Regions from separate parts of the Homo sapiens genome. Here region 2 is linked to region 1. A link is a loop called in an ENCODE intact Hi-C map of the cell type or tissue named here. Cell type or tissue: IMR-90. All regions are shown on one strand.

The links. A loop is a pair of places that touch in the nucleus more often than their neighbours do. Peaks named below come from ENCODE experiments on the same cell type or tissue, not always from the same donor. Only the 100,000 strongest peaks of a DNase experiment are listed, where the experiment ranks them.
Region 2: it touches region 1 in a loop (10-fold over the local background); 3 of 110 quality-filtered maps call a loop at or near these places.

Annotation. Positions count from the first base shown.
Region 1 is chr14:47,914,267-47,922,266 of GRCh38, reverse strand. No RefSeq gene overlaps it. Among named protein-coding and RNA genes, the nearest start is that of LINC00648, 120 kb to the right of the region's middle. In IMR-90, a CTCF peak has its summit at 4,721 (motif pointing left); no DNase peak of the experiment used is centred here.
Region 2 is chr14:49,493,586-49,501,585 of GRCh38, reverse strand. No RefSeq gene overlaps it. Among named protein-coding and RNA genes, the nearest start is that of RPS29, 89 kb to the left of the region's middle. In IMR-90, a CTCF peak has its summit at 3,645 (motif pointing right); a DNase peak (open chromatin) is centred at 3,655; H3K27me3 peaks cover 1,671 bases.

The DNA of each region.
Region 1 (8,000 bases):
TGGTAGGTTCAGTGGGTTTCTAAATACATTCTGTAGTTATTTATCCCAGTTCCAGACTGCACGGTTGAAATAGACATATTCAACAAACAGTAGAATTTCCTTACAAGTTTCCTGACCTGTGGAGTAAGAACTATCATGGTAAGACTTGAAAGAGGAAAGAAATTAGAACTGCTTCTCCCTATTAAAATAATAATTCAAAACCGATGCTACATCCCTGGAAAGATGGCGAAGTTGTGTGTTACCATCATAGACTTAAAGGAGAAAGGGGTAGTGATTCTTACTATTGTGCCCCATTTTGCTTGTCTGTTTGACTGTCTGTGAAGGACACAGATGGATATTGGAGAATGATAGTGGATTACTGTAAATTTAATCATATTTTAACTCCATTTTCAGCTCCTTTTCCTGATTTTTTTCCTGGAGCAAATCAACACAGCCTTGATACTTGATATGCAACTAATATTCAAGCTAACACACACACATACACACACACATTATAATCTGTTAGTAGAGACAGACAGGATAAGTTTGCCTTCTCCTGACAAAGAAAACATGCAATATGTGTCAGTATACATTTACTATCTTACCTCAGAGCTATATAAATTCATGTCTAGCCTTATAATAATAATAATTTACTTTTCAGGAATGAATTTTGGATATCATTCTGGTTTGCTTCATTGATATCATTGTTCTGACTGAGCAAGGTAAATAAAAAGTAGTGAATAGTGATACACCTTCCTATGACATATTCTGGGGCCAGGGTGAGGACCAAGGTGAGGTGAGTCAGGGACTCTCCTTGGGAGCAAAAGTTAAGGTGCACCAAAAAAAACTCTGGATCAAAAATATTTTCAAGTAATATTTAAATAAATCAATTAGATTTTTTAAATTCGTGAGAAAAATATTAAAATTCTAAATAATAATTTAAATAATATTTAAATTATTAAAACAATTTAAATAATGACAATTTAAATAATAATTTAAAGAATAATGAGTAATACTTATTTTTCCCATTTGACTAAGGCTCCAATATGGTATAGAGTGGCACTATTATTAATCCTGAACAGTAAAACAGAGCCAACCAAAATTATTACAGATGAAGCACTTTATTATAGGAATCTGAGTTTGCACAGATGTGGGAGAGATTTGAGGAATAAAGATCTGGAAGGCTACAACAAGATTATAAAAAAGGTCATTACTACTTTAGTCTGATGCACTGGAGTAAGTTGAAAAGCTACTGTGGGTTGGGGAAAAATGTTTAGCTACCAAACTGACATGAATTGGGAGCTTATAGACAGTTTTATATAGTTCATTACTATATGTGTAACTGGTGGGAAAGCCTGTGATATGTAACTGATGGAACAGCCTGTGAAGCCACCATGTGTAGATGAAGCCACTGTATCTGGCAGTCTGACAGCTATGTTCTCTTTAGAATTACAGCCTTTGCTTCACTTCTGTTTCCCAAATCCTGCGCTAGTTCCTCTCATTGGTAAAGTCTAATCTGGATCCATATAGGAAAGAATATAATAATGAAGTGTTTCCAGTCTTGCATGTGGTGGTTATGCCTAATAGACAACAGACAATTCATCCGTTTGTCATCTCAGCAGCCATACAAAGCTTTTTAAATTTATCTGAATATAGGTAAAGAGTGTATCATGCTTCTGTCTAAGCTGGCATAACTATCCTTTATACAACATTCTAGGGTTACATACACAAAATAAATGTTTATAGAAAACCAAGATAGGGGCCAAGATGGCCCATTAGAAGCAGCTGCAGTCAGAGGATCTCACTGAGAAGAATGAAAATGGCAAGTGAATCCTGCACTGGCAACTGAGGTATCCAGGTTCTTTCATTGGGACTGACTAGATAGTTGGCATGACCCACTGACAGCAAAGAAAAGCAGGATGGTGCGACGGCCCACCTGGATCCACATGGGGCAAGGGAGCCCCCACCCCCAGCCAAGGGAGGTGGTGAGTGATCATGCTACCCTGCCTGAGAAACCACACTTTTTCCACAGATCTGTGAAACCAGTGGATCAGGTGATCCCCCTCATGAGCCCATGCCACCAGGGCCTTGGGTACCAAGCACAGAGCCGTGCAGATTCTCAGCAGCCACTCAGCCGGAAACTGCCTAAGGCTACCAAGTAACTGGGGAGAGGGGCGGATGCCATCACTGTGGCTGCCTGCTGCCTAAGTTGACTGAGCTTCCTGGGGGAGGAGCAGCAGCCATCACTGAAGCTCCTGTCTGCCGTTTTTCCCCTGCCAGTGTTGAGGAGACTGGATAGTTTGGACCCAGGAGGAATTTCCCACAGCACAGCACAGCAGCTATGGCAGATTGTGGCCAGACTGCCTCTTTAGGCCAGACCTGCACCCATCCCTCCTCACTGGTGGGACCGCCCTGCAGGAATTTCAGCAACTATAGCCAGGGGTTTAGGGAAAGAACTCTGATCTTCCTAAGACTGAGCCCTCAAGGAGAGGGGTGGCCATGGTCTCCATAAATCAGTAGACTTAGTCTTTCCCCCTGCTGGCTCTGAAGAATCCAGGCAATCTGGATGAGTGGGATTTCACCCTGTGCGGGGCACCCTCTCCGCCAAGGGGCAGCCAGAGTGCTTCGTTAACCAGGACCCAGATCCAGTGCCTCCTGATTGGGTGAGACCCCCCAACAGGGGTCACCAGACACCTTATACAGGATCGTTCCTGCTGGCATCATGTCGGTGCATCTCTGGGATGGAGATCCCAGGGGAAGGAGCAGGCAGCCATCTTTGCTGTTCTGCCGCCTCCACCGGTGACATCTCCAGGTGCGGGAGGAACCCAGGCAAATAGGGTGTGGAGTGGACCCCCAGCAAATCTCAGCAGTCTTACAGAAGAGGAACCTGACTGTTAAAAGAAAAACAAACAAAAAGCAGAAAAGGCCTTTGATAAAATTCAACATTCCTTTATGTTAAAAACTCTCAATAAACTTGGTATTGATGGAACATACTTCAAAATAATAAGAGCCATTTATGAAAAACCCACTATGTCATACTGAATGGGCAAAAGCTGGAAGCATTCCCTTTGAAAGCTGGCACAAGAAAATGATGCCCTCTCTCACCACTCCTATTCAACACAATTTTGGAAGTTCTGGCCAGGGCAATCAGGCAAGAGAAAGAAAGAAAGAAAGGGTATTCAGATAGGAAGAAAAAAAGTCAAACTGTCTCTGTTAGCATACAGCATGATCCACATTTAGAAAACCCCATCGTCTCAGCCCAAAGGCTTCTTAAGCTGATAAGCAACTTCAGCAAATTATTACTACTATTGCTTTTGAGAATATATTACTTTCTTATTTTTTGAGAATCATTATTTTTAAGAGCTTTTTGAAGAACAGAATGCGGCTAATCCTGTCTAACTCTCTCTGCCTTTGTGTTTGGTTCCCTAAGTTTTTAGTGTAATGAAAATGCACTGAAAAGATGATGGATTTTAACCCATCAATTTTCTCTTCTTACCCTGTGTCCTTGGTTTGTTATATTTATATTATCATTATAGGATACTTTTGACAGATATTTTGATTGTTCATTTGACACAGTTTAGTTACACCTTCTTACATTCTCCTAAATTCTTCACTTAAAATTATTCAATCAAATACATTTCATTTTCATATTTTTATATGTGTGTGTATGTGTGTGTATATATATGTGTGTGTATATATGTGTATATCTATATACACACACATATACACATATATACACACACACAAATATATATATACCAAATATATATGTATACCATATGTATTATATATATAGACATATACCAAATATATATATATACCATATATATATATGGTGGGGCCTTTTAGTAGAAGTACCTCAAGTGTTTCAGTTTCATCAAACAGGTTTTCATATCTGTAGACTGTCTTATATTTGCATTATATACTATGATAGCTTTATAGTTACTTTGTTTTTCCTATAAACTATCTTTCTGAGACCATATATAAGTATTTAATTTCTCTTTCAACTTGAGGATCAATTGGCTATTAATGATTTCTGAAAAAAATTCGTTTGTATTTTCCTTCCTAACTACCATACAGCAGAATATTTACAACAATGTAAAAAACTTCCTCCAATTAAGTGTTTGTTGTCAGCTATTCTTAAAATAAATAAAGTCTAGCTTTTCATCAAAAGACAACCCTCTTTTCTTCTAAACCATTTCTGAAAATAGCTGTAATCTTTTGACCATCTGCCATCACTACATAACAAATACTAGTCACTAGTCACAGACTAGCTATTTTCCTTTTGTCGTATTTATAATTAAAATTTTATTTCCTCAGCATCATCAACACCATTATTTTTTTCTTAAGGAAATGAGTTAATACATCAATGGAATTATGTTTTCACAGTCATCTCCACTAACTTGTCGTACTTTTTTGTTCAGCTTGTTTCTTCTAGTACCTTTCCTCTAGTGCCTGTCTTCTTCATTCTGGGCATATTCATGGCCGAAAAATCAGTTTCTTAGGCATGTTTTCCAGTTGAGTTGCTTTCCACTTTGACAAATGGTTTTGAATGAACTCTTCTCACCTTTTTCAGCTCTCTTTTTAAATTACCTACCAAAATGGTCCAATAGATTTACTTTTTAGTCGCAGTTACAAACTCTTACCTATTTTTCTAGATGTATGTTCTCTCAAATTTTAGGGGACTTCCAAGGTCAAGTCTTCCCTTTTTTTCCCATAAATTTCAGCTTTCTGCTGCCCTCTCCTGGCCTTCTGTGGCATGTAAACATTTAATCCTACTGCTGAAAGTATAAATCTAGAGTTTTACTTCGAGGGAAGTAAGGCAAAGATTCTGAAAATTTAGTGTGTATCAAAATCTCCTGGGAAGATTGTAAATAAGTTACAAAGCCTCTCACTAGGAGATTATGATTCTGTATATCTGAGGCAGAGATCACGAACCTTCAGTTTTAATAGACAGTGTTACTGTGATTCATGTGAACTATAAACCACATTTCAAGAAACCCTGAAATAGGAAAATCTGACTCAAGGTATTGGTCATAAGCTCTTTGGTTGAAAAAGCAAGTCTTGAAACAATGATATTCATTTAGAAAAAAGTGTTTTGCATGCCTTTCAATTTAAATGTTTTAATTTTTATGTAAATGGCAAAACAAAAAAAAATAGTATTTTGGAGTTATCTAATTGACATTCAAAATTAGCGCAAAATTTAAAGAAATATAAATACCTAGGTACAAGTAGATACAATGACCTCTAGCTTATTAGCTAACTCTTCTTATTCTTAGAATTATCTGCTCTGGCCCAATTTTGTTGTTGATTAGTCATTAGGACAAGTCAGATCTTTCTTGTCACAATCAAATAATTCCAATAAATTCTACTGATCCTATTTGCAAGTATCAGGTCAATAGTCTTTAAATATGGATTTTTTTAAATCTAAAAACACATAAAACTTGCTTAAGTGTGCAGAATTAGATACAATATTAAATTTATTTCTCACTGATGTCTGTAACATTTATTTGCCAAAGTCTCTAAATGTATGATTCATAAGCTTAGCCCATATGAGAATTACCTGATAACTTTAAGAATATACCTATACTTGGGTCTCACGCCAAGAAATTCTGATTTAATTGATCTGGGTACATTCTGAGTATCAGAATTTTTTAAACCCCCTGCCCCAGGTGAGTTTAATGTACTCTAAAACTCTTTTTCACTTAGACTTCTGGCCAGAACAATGGTTGTTGTTCATCTGTTTTCTTATACTCTCGGGAGCCTGCTTTGCCTCATCTCCAGTTACCATCATTTTTATCCTTGAATTATTGATAGAATATGTAATTTCTAAAACACATAAAATTGGCTGGAGGATATTCACGGTTATGGTGCATCTGCTAGGCTCGGTATTGGGGGACAAGATCATAAAGTCTTCAGTTATTTTGTCTTTAATAAGTAGAAGCCTGACATTTTCCAGAGTATTGCAGGACAAAGGATGCTTGAGTCCTTGATCTTTTTTCTCAAAAACAGTTGAAATAATTAAAAAGCTAGGTAGCATACCTTTTTCTGCATCTATAGCTTTTGCTAGTAACACATAGTTATCTTACTCTCTTAATTCTGATTCTGGGATTCAAATCCATACCTATGTCGGTCTTAACTTCCATGGCATAGGTAATTTATATCCATTCTCTATAAAAGATTGATAAAAATATAGCATCGTCTTCTGAAAGAAATTGGAATTCTAAAAATAGTTACATAGCTAAAGATTTGACAGCATTATCAATGGGATGTAAAGTGGCTTCAGGTCACATATAAACAAAGATATTTTCTGAGTTTGGCCTCATCAGTATGAATTTGTCTAAAATATGGATTTAACATTTTACATAAATTAGAACTCTAAATAGTCATCAATCTCTAAGGCTAGAATGAAGGTATACTTAATAAAGTAAATAACTGAGTACATTAAAGGTGCCCATTGTCCTTAGATAATATTAAGCTGCAATGTAAGCAGTGTGAAGGACAACGCTTGCCTAAAGCTACAACATGGAAGTATTTTAGCTACTTTAAAATGCTGCATTAATTCTTTATGTAATTCAGGTTGTAAAGGAGAGAAGAAAATTAAGGCAGTTCTGCAGGTTTGCACTTGTCTTTAATGTGCATTTTTAATTGAAAGATAAACTTAAGTAGGAATTTGGAGTGCCTTTTAAATAAGGTCAAAAATCTGGCTGAGAGAAAGCCCCTTATCATAAATCCTGTGCTCAATTTTTTCCAGAGAAGAGTGAACACAAATGTAATGAGATACAGAAATTGTTATACTGTTAGTAGTTTGTGCACCTTCTCTCTTAAGGAGAAAAAGGGAAAAGTTCTCAAAAAGCATTTGTCTTGAGACAGTTGGAAAAGTGAGTATGTTCCCTCCAGAAAACTAGGGAGCACATGCAGAGGAAAGTGTAGCAGATTAAAGCTGAATAAAGAAAAGTCATGGAAAGTGGTTATTTACAGAAAACAAATACAATAAATTATAGGTGTGTATTAGTCTGTTTTCACACTGCTGATAAAGACATACCGGAGACAAGGCAATTTACAAAAGAAAGATGTTTAATTGGACTTACAGTTCCACGTGGTTGGGGAAGCCTCACAATCATGGCGGAAGGCAAGGAGGAGCAAGTCCGGTCTTACCTGAATGGGCAGCAGGCAAAGAGAGAATGAAAGTCAAGTGAAACGGGTTTCCCCTTATGAAACCATCAGATCTCTTGAGACTCATTCACAATCATGAGAACAAAAAAGGAAAGAAATGCCCCCATAATTCAATCACTTAACACTGGGTTCCTCCCATGACACGTGGGAATTGTGGGAGTTACAATTCAAATGAGATTTGGGTGGGGACACAGCTAAACCATATCAAGGTGCAAGGAATATTTTGTGGAAAATGGTGAAGCACCTGCTTATTTGTTCCAGACTGATGGAGAACAGGGTGGAAACAGAGGATAACATAGGCATGTTAACTACAAGCTAATCTTCAGCAGTTACAAGGAGCCCTCCTGATTCTCCAAGATTACAAATCAAGTTTAACTAGGTTTCTGAATCCGCAGGGGTGCCAGCTTACAATTGGTTTACTAACAAATTAACATAAAACCCCTACATTTAATAAAAGTCATTCACTTTTGTTGTTTTGTTACCCAGAACTGTCACTAGTACAAGATATAATCACTGAAAGAAATAGTTTCCCCACCCCATATCCTAAAGAAGTCTATTCCTAAAATGGTCTTAACGCCCTTACAGATGAGTAGGGCTCAGAAAAGAGATCTTTGTTGAGCATTGACATTGTCATCTGCAGTTGCTGTACCAAGTCTCAAAGCCTCTAGCATAAACTAGCGAGAACAAAATGAAGTAAGGAGCTTGAAATAGGGTGCATAAACATGTCACTACATACTGACTACATACAATCTTGATGTAAATGACTATTTTAGATCCACTTTACATTCATGTTGAGAAAACCCTTTTCTTTCCAGGTACATTTTATCCCTGTCCTCTTCGTGTCT
Region 2 (8,000 bases), 1.6 Mb before region 1:
ACCTCTGTCCTGTCCCGTGGAACACAGGCCATAAAGGGGATTGAGGCCCTGAGGTTTGGGTTAAAGGAAGGTTGCCAGGTGGAGGTTGTTAGGGGGAGGGTGTTAAGTGAAAATGCTATAGAAACTGCATGCTGTTTGCAGGTGGTTGCATATGCCCGGTTCCAACTATTAGAAAGTTCAGCCGCAGACTTCCTTCTACCTGTGGCGTTCTCCCCCGACTCCTCTGGCCGCCCTCCCAAAGGATCCCTGTGGTGCCAGGCAGGAATGTCCTGCTTGGGGACCCAGTGAACTCCCAGGGCATTTCCCGCTGCTTCCTGTACCCCTGTATTTCTCTCGACTGTCTAAATGGACTCAGCCCCAGGTAAGGTTGGAAACTTCTCTCGCAAACTAGACCTTCATTCTCCCCAGTGGAAGTGTGTGTTTCGGAAAGGAGGGTCTTCCTTTCCCACTTCCACAGTTTGTGCACTCACAGTATTTGGGGTGTCTCCCAGGTCCTGCAGGAGCAGTCCCCTTATTTCAGAGGGTCTGTGGGTCCTCTTGGGATTCCTGGTTTGTTCTTGCAGTTGTTCTGGAGCTAAAATTCACAATGCAAGCGTCTGCATGCTGCTCCGTCCATTTGAGTTGGAGCTGCAATCTAGTCCTGCCTTCTATCTGCCATGATGATTGCCGGAATCGTGAGCCAATTGTTAAACACAGCCTTCATTAAAAAGTAAATTATAGAAACTTCTAGTCAAATAAATTATATTTAGAACAAAAGGTCATAAATACTTAAAACTCATCACTTTCTAATTATTCTATTACATTTTTCTGTTATCCATATTCATAAGGCTTATATGAACCTTATTATTTGTGTGCCCACTGAAATTCATGTTGAAATTGAATTCCCCATGTGTAATGGGTCTTCGAGAGCTAATTAGGTCATGAGGATGGAGACCTTATGAATGACATTAGTGCCTTTATAAGAAGAAGCTAGAGTGCTAGCTAGCTCTCTTTCCAGCACGTAAGGATACAAGGAGAACTTGGCAGTCTGCAACCTGGAAGAGGCCCTCACCAGAACCCGACCCTGCTGTCACCCTGATCTCGGATTTCCAGCCTCTGGAACTGTGAGAAATAAATTTCTGCTGTTTATAATCCTCCCAGTCTATGATGCTTTGTTGTAGCAGCCTGAACTGCCCAAGGTTATTTACTGTATTGTCGACTCTGTATGGTGGAATTACTATATAATGGTGTGCTATTGTACATCTCTTCTCAACTCCAGAGGTCAGTGACTTCGCATTGACAGCTTAAAATCAGCCTTGGTAGGAGGGCTTATATTACAGAAATCAGCAAATGTTACAAATCACGCCTTCTCCCTCAACACCCCGTTCACTGAGTCAGACACACTACTCTTAAATAGCTCCTCCTCGCAATAGGGTCCCTCGCTATCTCTCCAGTGTCATTTCATTCTAGTCTCTTCTGCATTGAAATGTATATTCCTGTGGACTGGATGAATGACTTGGCATATCCTTGGTGTGGGTGTTATTTCATGCCCCGTGTCTTCATTTCAAAGGTCCTTCTTTTCCTTGTCTACTTAAATGATTTGTTTTCAAAATCTACCTTAGAGGCCATCTCTGCTGAAGTCTTGCCTCCTTTTTCCAGAATAAACCTTTTTCTCTTTTCAACCAGCTCCGAATTATGTACTTTTTTTTTTTTCCTTTTGAGACAGAGTTTCGCTCTTGTTGCCCAGGCTGGAATACAATGGCGCAATCTTAGCTCACTGCAACCTCCACCTACCAGGTTCAAGCAATTATCCTGTCTCAGCCTCCGGAGTAGCTGGGATTACAGACATGTGCTACCATGCCTGGCTAATTTTGTGTTTTTAGTAGAGACAGGGTTTCTCCTTGTTGGTCAGGCTGGTCTCAAACTCCCGACCTCAGGTGATCTGCCTGCCTTGGCCTCCCAAAGTGCTGGGATTACAGGTGTGAGCCACTGCGCCTGGCTGTGTACTTACTTTTATTTTTGTACCTTCCCCACATTGAGCTGTGATAATTGTGTTTGCAAACTTTTTCCTGCTACATATGGTTGTTGTCTATGAAGATGCATCTTTGTATTCTCAGTGTCTGAATCAGTGCCTGGTGTATATAGCAGGCATACCTTCTTAGAGATGTCTGGAAAGAGTCTAATAAGTAAATAAGCTAACATAGGGACTGTTATGGGCTGAACTCTGCTCCCCTCAAATTCATATGTTGAAGTCCTAACCCTCAGTACCTCAGAATGTGACTGTATTTGGAGAAAGGGCATTTAAAGCAGTAGTTAAAATAACATGAGGTCATATGCATGGGCCCTAATCCAATATAACTGGTATCCTTATAAGAAGAGATTGGGACACAGACACATACAGAGGGAAGACTGTGTGAAGAAGACAGCCATCTACAAGCCAAGGCATATGAGGCTTCAGAAGAAGTCAATCCTGCAGACAACTTGATCTAAACTGCTAGCCTCCAAAATCATGGGAAAATAAATTTCTGTTGGTTTAGGCTGGGCGTGGTGGCTTAGGTCTGTAATCCCAGCACCTTGGGAGGCCGAGGTGGGTGGATCACCTGAGGTCAGGAGTTCGAGACCAGCCTGGCCAATGTGGTGAAACCCTGTCTCTACTTAAAAAAAAAAAAAATACAAAATTTACCCAGATGTGGTGGTGAGTACCTGTAATCCCAGCTATTCAGGAAGCTGAGGCAGGAGAATCGCTTGAGCCCGGGAAGCAGAGGTTGCAGTGAGCCAAGATTGCACCATTGCACTCCAGCCTGGGTGACAGAGCGAAACTCCGTCTCAAAACAAAACAAAACAGTACCCAAAAAACTGTTGGTTAAGCTACCCAGTCTCTGGTACTTCGTGATGGCAGCCCTAGCAAACGAATACAGAGACCATATATAGAGAAGAGGTGTACGAGAGTGGCAATAGCGCATGGTGCGCAGCCTGCGGAGTCTGGTAAACCTTGGCCAAACCCTAGGTATGCCACTTGCAAGTGTATAACCATGGTAAGCTTACTTAAATTCTCTAAACTCATGTTTATTATAAGTAAAATGAGGATAAAAACATCTCAGGATAATCTAGGCTATTTTATTTATTTAACACCATTTACTATATGCCATGCTCTGCTCTAAGCATTTTATAAATATTAAGTGAGAATTAAACAGGAATTATGTAATGTGTTTAGCACAGTGTCTAGAACATAGTAACTGTACAACAAGCATCTGTCATTATCCATATGAGCTCTATATGAAATACTTTTGGGAAAAATTCACAAATATTTCTCTAGAAAATTAAGACTGTTGTTTAGCAACCACCATGGTCTCTAATAGTTAAAGCACAGTATGTTAACCATGGATAATTCTGTCAGTATTTTTCTAGAAATAATTTTTCTATTAAATATGTAATTTAAAAAGGCTTGCTGAATTTTGAAGTGCCAACTTTATAACGTCTCAGATCATTTCAATGTGAATGCATATTTAAAATACTAATATAAATCAATGGAACTATAATTGGATTTGGAAAAATGTCTACATATGTACTTTAGCACTTCATAAAGGAAGGCTCTTCCGCGCCACACAATGACATGCGTTCTTAACTCGTTAACAAAAAATTGTGTGCAGTTCCATATATAGACACTAGGTGACACTCTAGTAAGGCAAACTCAGGCTTCCCTACTGAAAATAAGTCTGGGTTCTGCTGGTAAAGTTTGGTCACTGAGCTGATTCTCTCATTTAGTAGTAAGATGTTCAACCTGCTAAGCGTGAGAAATGGAGAAGAAATTATTTATTCAGATACTCTAAAACAGACATTACAAGTAGCAATCTTGGAACCCCTATGAATACGGGACTTAATGGGGCACCATATTTTGTAGGGTAGACCTAGAACATAAGAAATTATCAAGAACTTTGGTGGAAGTGGGTAGCACTCAATTCTGTTTCGAACATTTTAAGCTCAGTACTTATCGATAAGTCTTTAAAGTAATTTTTCTCATTTCCACTTTGTGCTTCCACATTCTACTGATGCTCTTTGGATAGAGTGGGTACAGAAACAGTGGGAGAGAGAACACGTAGGAATGCAGTCAGGGAAATTTTCTTTTCACCCACACACACTTCAGCATAATTTAGCGTTGTGTATTGCAAATTGCTGCGTAGGTTTAGGAGACCTGGGTCCTGATCAGCTCGCCTATGGAGTTGTGGTGTGTCTTAGGGACCTCAAGTCCTTAGGCAGATGAGAGAGGTGTTTATTTCTACTTTCCTTCTCTTTCCCACTGATCCATCGCCCATGGCTACTCTTCCCTCTCATTCTCTGCTACTTCTTACATGTGCCTCAGCCTTTGTCTTCTGCTGTCAAAAGGAATAAACTGTTTGATTTTTACTAATGGTCATGGAAAAATTGTTATGTAGTCTAAAGATGTGAAAGGAGAATAAGGAAACCATACTAAGGTAATCAAACTAGTTCTTAGTTTTTTTTTTTAGCAATGTTGCTGTGGTAGGATTTCATTCAGGGTGAGAAAGACTTTGCGGGATCCTTGAATTTTGATATTCAAAATGAATTTGCAGGCCAGTCATGGTAGCTCATGGCTGTAATCCCAGCACTTTGGGAGGCTGTGGTAGGTGGGTCACTTGAGCTAAGGAGTTTGAGACCATCCTGGGAAACACGACAAAACTTTGTCCTTACAGAAAATAAAAAAAAAATTTAGTTGGGTGCAGTGGTGCATGCCTGTAGTCCCAGCAACTCAGAAGGCTGAGGTGGGAGGACGACTTGAGCCCAGGAGGTTGAGGCAGCAGTGACCTGTCGTGGTGCCGTTGCATTCCAGCCTGGGCAACAGAGTGAAACCCTGTCTCAAAAAACAAAAACCAAAACAAATAAACCAGAAAAACATTTGCCTTGCTGGCAGGAGGACATATTCTATTCTGTCTTCTCATCCTTTCTTCACATCTTATGTAGTCCACTGAGGATGTGGAGTCTATTTTTACCTTCATTGTTATTTAATCATCCATCCAACCGTCCGTCCATGCATCCCTCCCTCCCTCCCCCTCTCTCTGGCTTCTTTCTCTTAGCTGGCAAACATGCCTCAGTGTACTTTATACAACCACTGTGCCAGGTGAGATCTTATTGAATCAAAGATGAGTCTTCTGATTTTTTCTTTTTAACTTTATACTCTAACTTCTAAGTATTACAAAGAAATTTCATTTCCTCATCAATTTAACCACCAAAAGACATAGGACACTCATTTTTCCAGAACCAAAAGAAAAAAAGAAAAATATATAGATGTGCATATATTATAAAGAAGAGTTTCAGATTATGTAAACAGCACTGAAACCCATTGGCCAAATTCCTACTCCTTTCTGGCTTGGGAGGCTTGAAGTGGCCATGTATGCCTTGCCCTGCCGGCCATCTCCCCCAGTCCTGAGCTAGATTTGAGTCTGGGGAGAGTTTCCATGCTCTCCAAGTAGAAATGTAACTTGGAAGACAGGAGTTGGATTACAGCAAATAGGATAGCTTCATAGCTTTCCTGGTCATCACTTCTGAACTGCCTCTACCCCCACCCCCACCCCCACCTAGCTTATGAAGCTTTAATTTCAAGATTCCATGAAGTTTTGCTGTTCTTTAGTTATCAAGAGGAGATGGGACTCAGTAATGTTCAGGTGACAAAAGTGTGACCCAGCTTCATGCCTAACCTATGGGTTTTGGTTATAGTAGGCAACTGTGGCAGTTTTCTCTCCTCTTAGTTTAAGTGGGTCCTTGCAATATTTTGAGCAGTTGAGCCACAGTTTTTTATTTTTATTTATTTATTATTTATTGAGATGGAGTCTTGCTCTGTCCCCCAAGTTGGAGTGAGATCTTGGCTCACTGCAACCTCCACCTCCTGGGCTCAAGTGATTCTCATGCCTTAGCCTCATGAGTAGCTGGCATTACAGGCGTGTGTCACCAACACCCAGCTAATTTTTGTATTTTGGTAGAGATGGGGGCCTCGTCAAGTTGGCCAGGCTGGTCTCGAACTCCTGTCCTCAAGTGATCTGCCTGCCTCAGCCTCCCAAAGTGCTGGGATTACAGGCGTGAGCCACTGCCCCCGGCCAAGCCACAGTTTTTGGTCAAGGCATTGAGTTTGTTAATATGCAAATCTTTAACTTGAGAAAGTTATCTTCATTATCACCTGTTACGAGAGGTTAATTGATCTGAAAAACTTGCTGTCAGAGAACAAGGTCCTGGGAGAAACACAGCTCAGGAGGTAAGTTTTGACAGAGAAGGGGAGAATCTTCTGGGCTTCGGTTCTTGCTTAGGAAGAAGGCAGGCTCAGAAAGGAAACTGGATAAGGACCCTGAGGGCCTAGTACATGAAGTGGGTGCAGTAAATGCTGACAGAGAGATAGATGGGCATCAAAGACAAATCACAGCTGTCCCACAGTTCCGCTTGGCTCCACCCCAGGGATGCTTGGCCACGGTTTGGCTGGGCAAATGCACTGTCTGCAGCACAGGCCTCTGGATTCCCTTGCTTGTCCATGTTCCCCATAAACCTCATATCTCTTTTGGTCCCTGCCTTGAATTCCAGCAATAACAGTTTATTTGTGCTTTTGAACGGTTTGTGTACACTGCCTCATAATTTAGATGCTGTGACAGAGCTGAGGCAGGGACTCAGCTGTGCAAGGCAGCCATGGGGACTCCAGAGATGCCTTTGAGTGTGAGTGCTTGGGTCACATCAGACTCTGCAGCTTCATCTCAGGCCTTCCGACTTGAGTCATTTCACACGCGATTTCTTCCAATGAGCCCAAACTCCCATTCACCAGGTTATTTTTCTTTTGTGATTCTATCTCTTGCAGTTCTGAGGCTCATTTGGTCCTGGGGCTCTTGGCTGGCCAAGACTTCTCCTGGGAGGGAAGGGAGAGTTTAATTAGAAAAAGATATCTTGCTTATGGTGGTGATTACCATACTTTATCAAGGGGCTCAGTCTTGACCCCATTTTTAGTGCTTTGCTGGAGAAGCCAGTCATCAAATTCCTGTTGCTGATAGAAGCTTCCTTACTGCTGTTCCATGGTTGGAAATGGAAAAGCACCTCTCTCCCCACCTCCATCCCTTTAGCTAAATGAAACAGTTCTGTGAAAAGGCTTTGCACAAGGCTTTAAAACCACTCCACAGTGCTTTAGGTAAGGTCAGAGAGAGTTTTTAGTGAAGATTTTATTAGCCCAAACTTTGAGGCTTTTATTGCCTTTACTGGGAAATAGAATCACATCCTCTCTGGGTGCCTCTACGGTTAAGGCTGTTGAAGTGCATAGAGCCAGGGGCTCAGAATGCCTTCTTCTGATTAAATGTGGTTAGCTGAAGGCCAAACATTTGTAAGAGTTGCAATTTGTATGTTTAAAGAGTAAGCTTGGGTTGCACAGGATAGAGCTTCGGGTCTGGGGATCTGGGAACTGCACATCACAGGTCCTACCTAAATCTTGCTTCTGTGACTTAGAGGTCATGTGCTCTGGCCTTGGCCCTGGCACCCCCCCCCGCTCCCCCCTCCCCCCTTTTTTAAGGCCACTGTTTCAAAGGAAATGGCCTGGCTGCCCATTGGCCCAAACAGAACTCCTCAAAGGGCAGCCTAACTTCCAAAGATACATTCTCCCTGCACCAGAGGCAGGAGAGGGACTGACAGGGCCAAAGATCCCTGGGGGCAGCCCCCATAGGCCAAGGGCCAGTTTCCCTTTGTATCCTCCACAAACTGCATGATCCAGTTGTTAGCAAGCCTTCGTGTTCATAGTGTAATCACATGGCAAGCCCTGTGTTACCTGAACATACAGTCCCTTTTAAAAAGTGAGAAGTGAATGGGGAAGTGCATGCAGGGTACAGTGTGTTCTAACGTTCCTGATGATCTGAAAATCTGGGCATCAAGATAAGACCTTCAATTAAAAAAAAATGCAAACTTTCTGTCATCATGTGCTGTAGTTAGGGTCTGTTTTTTTCAAGGAAAGAATTGGTAGCCGTCAATATAGCCTGTTTCCAGAAGAG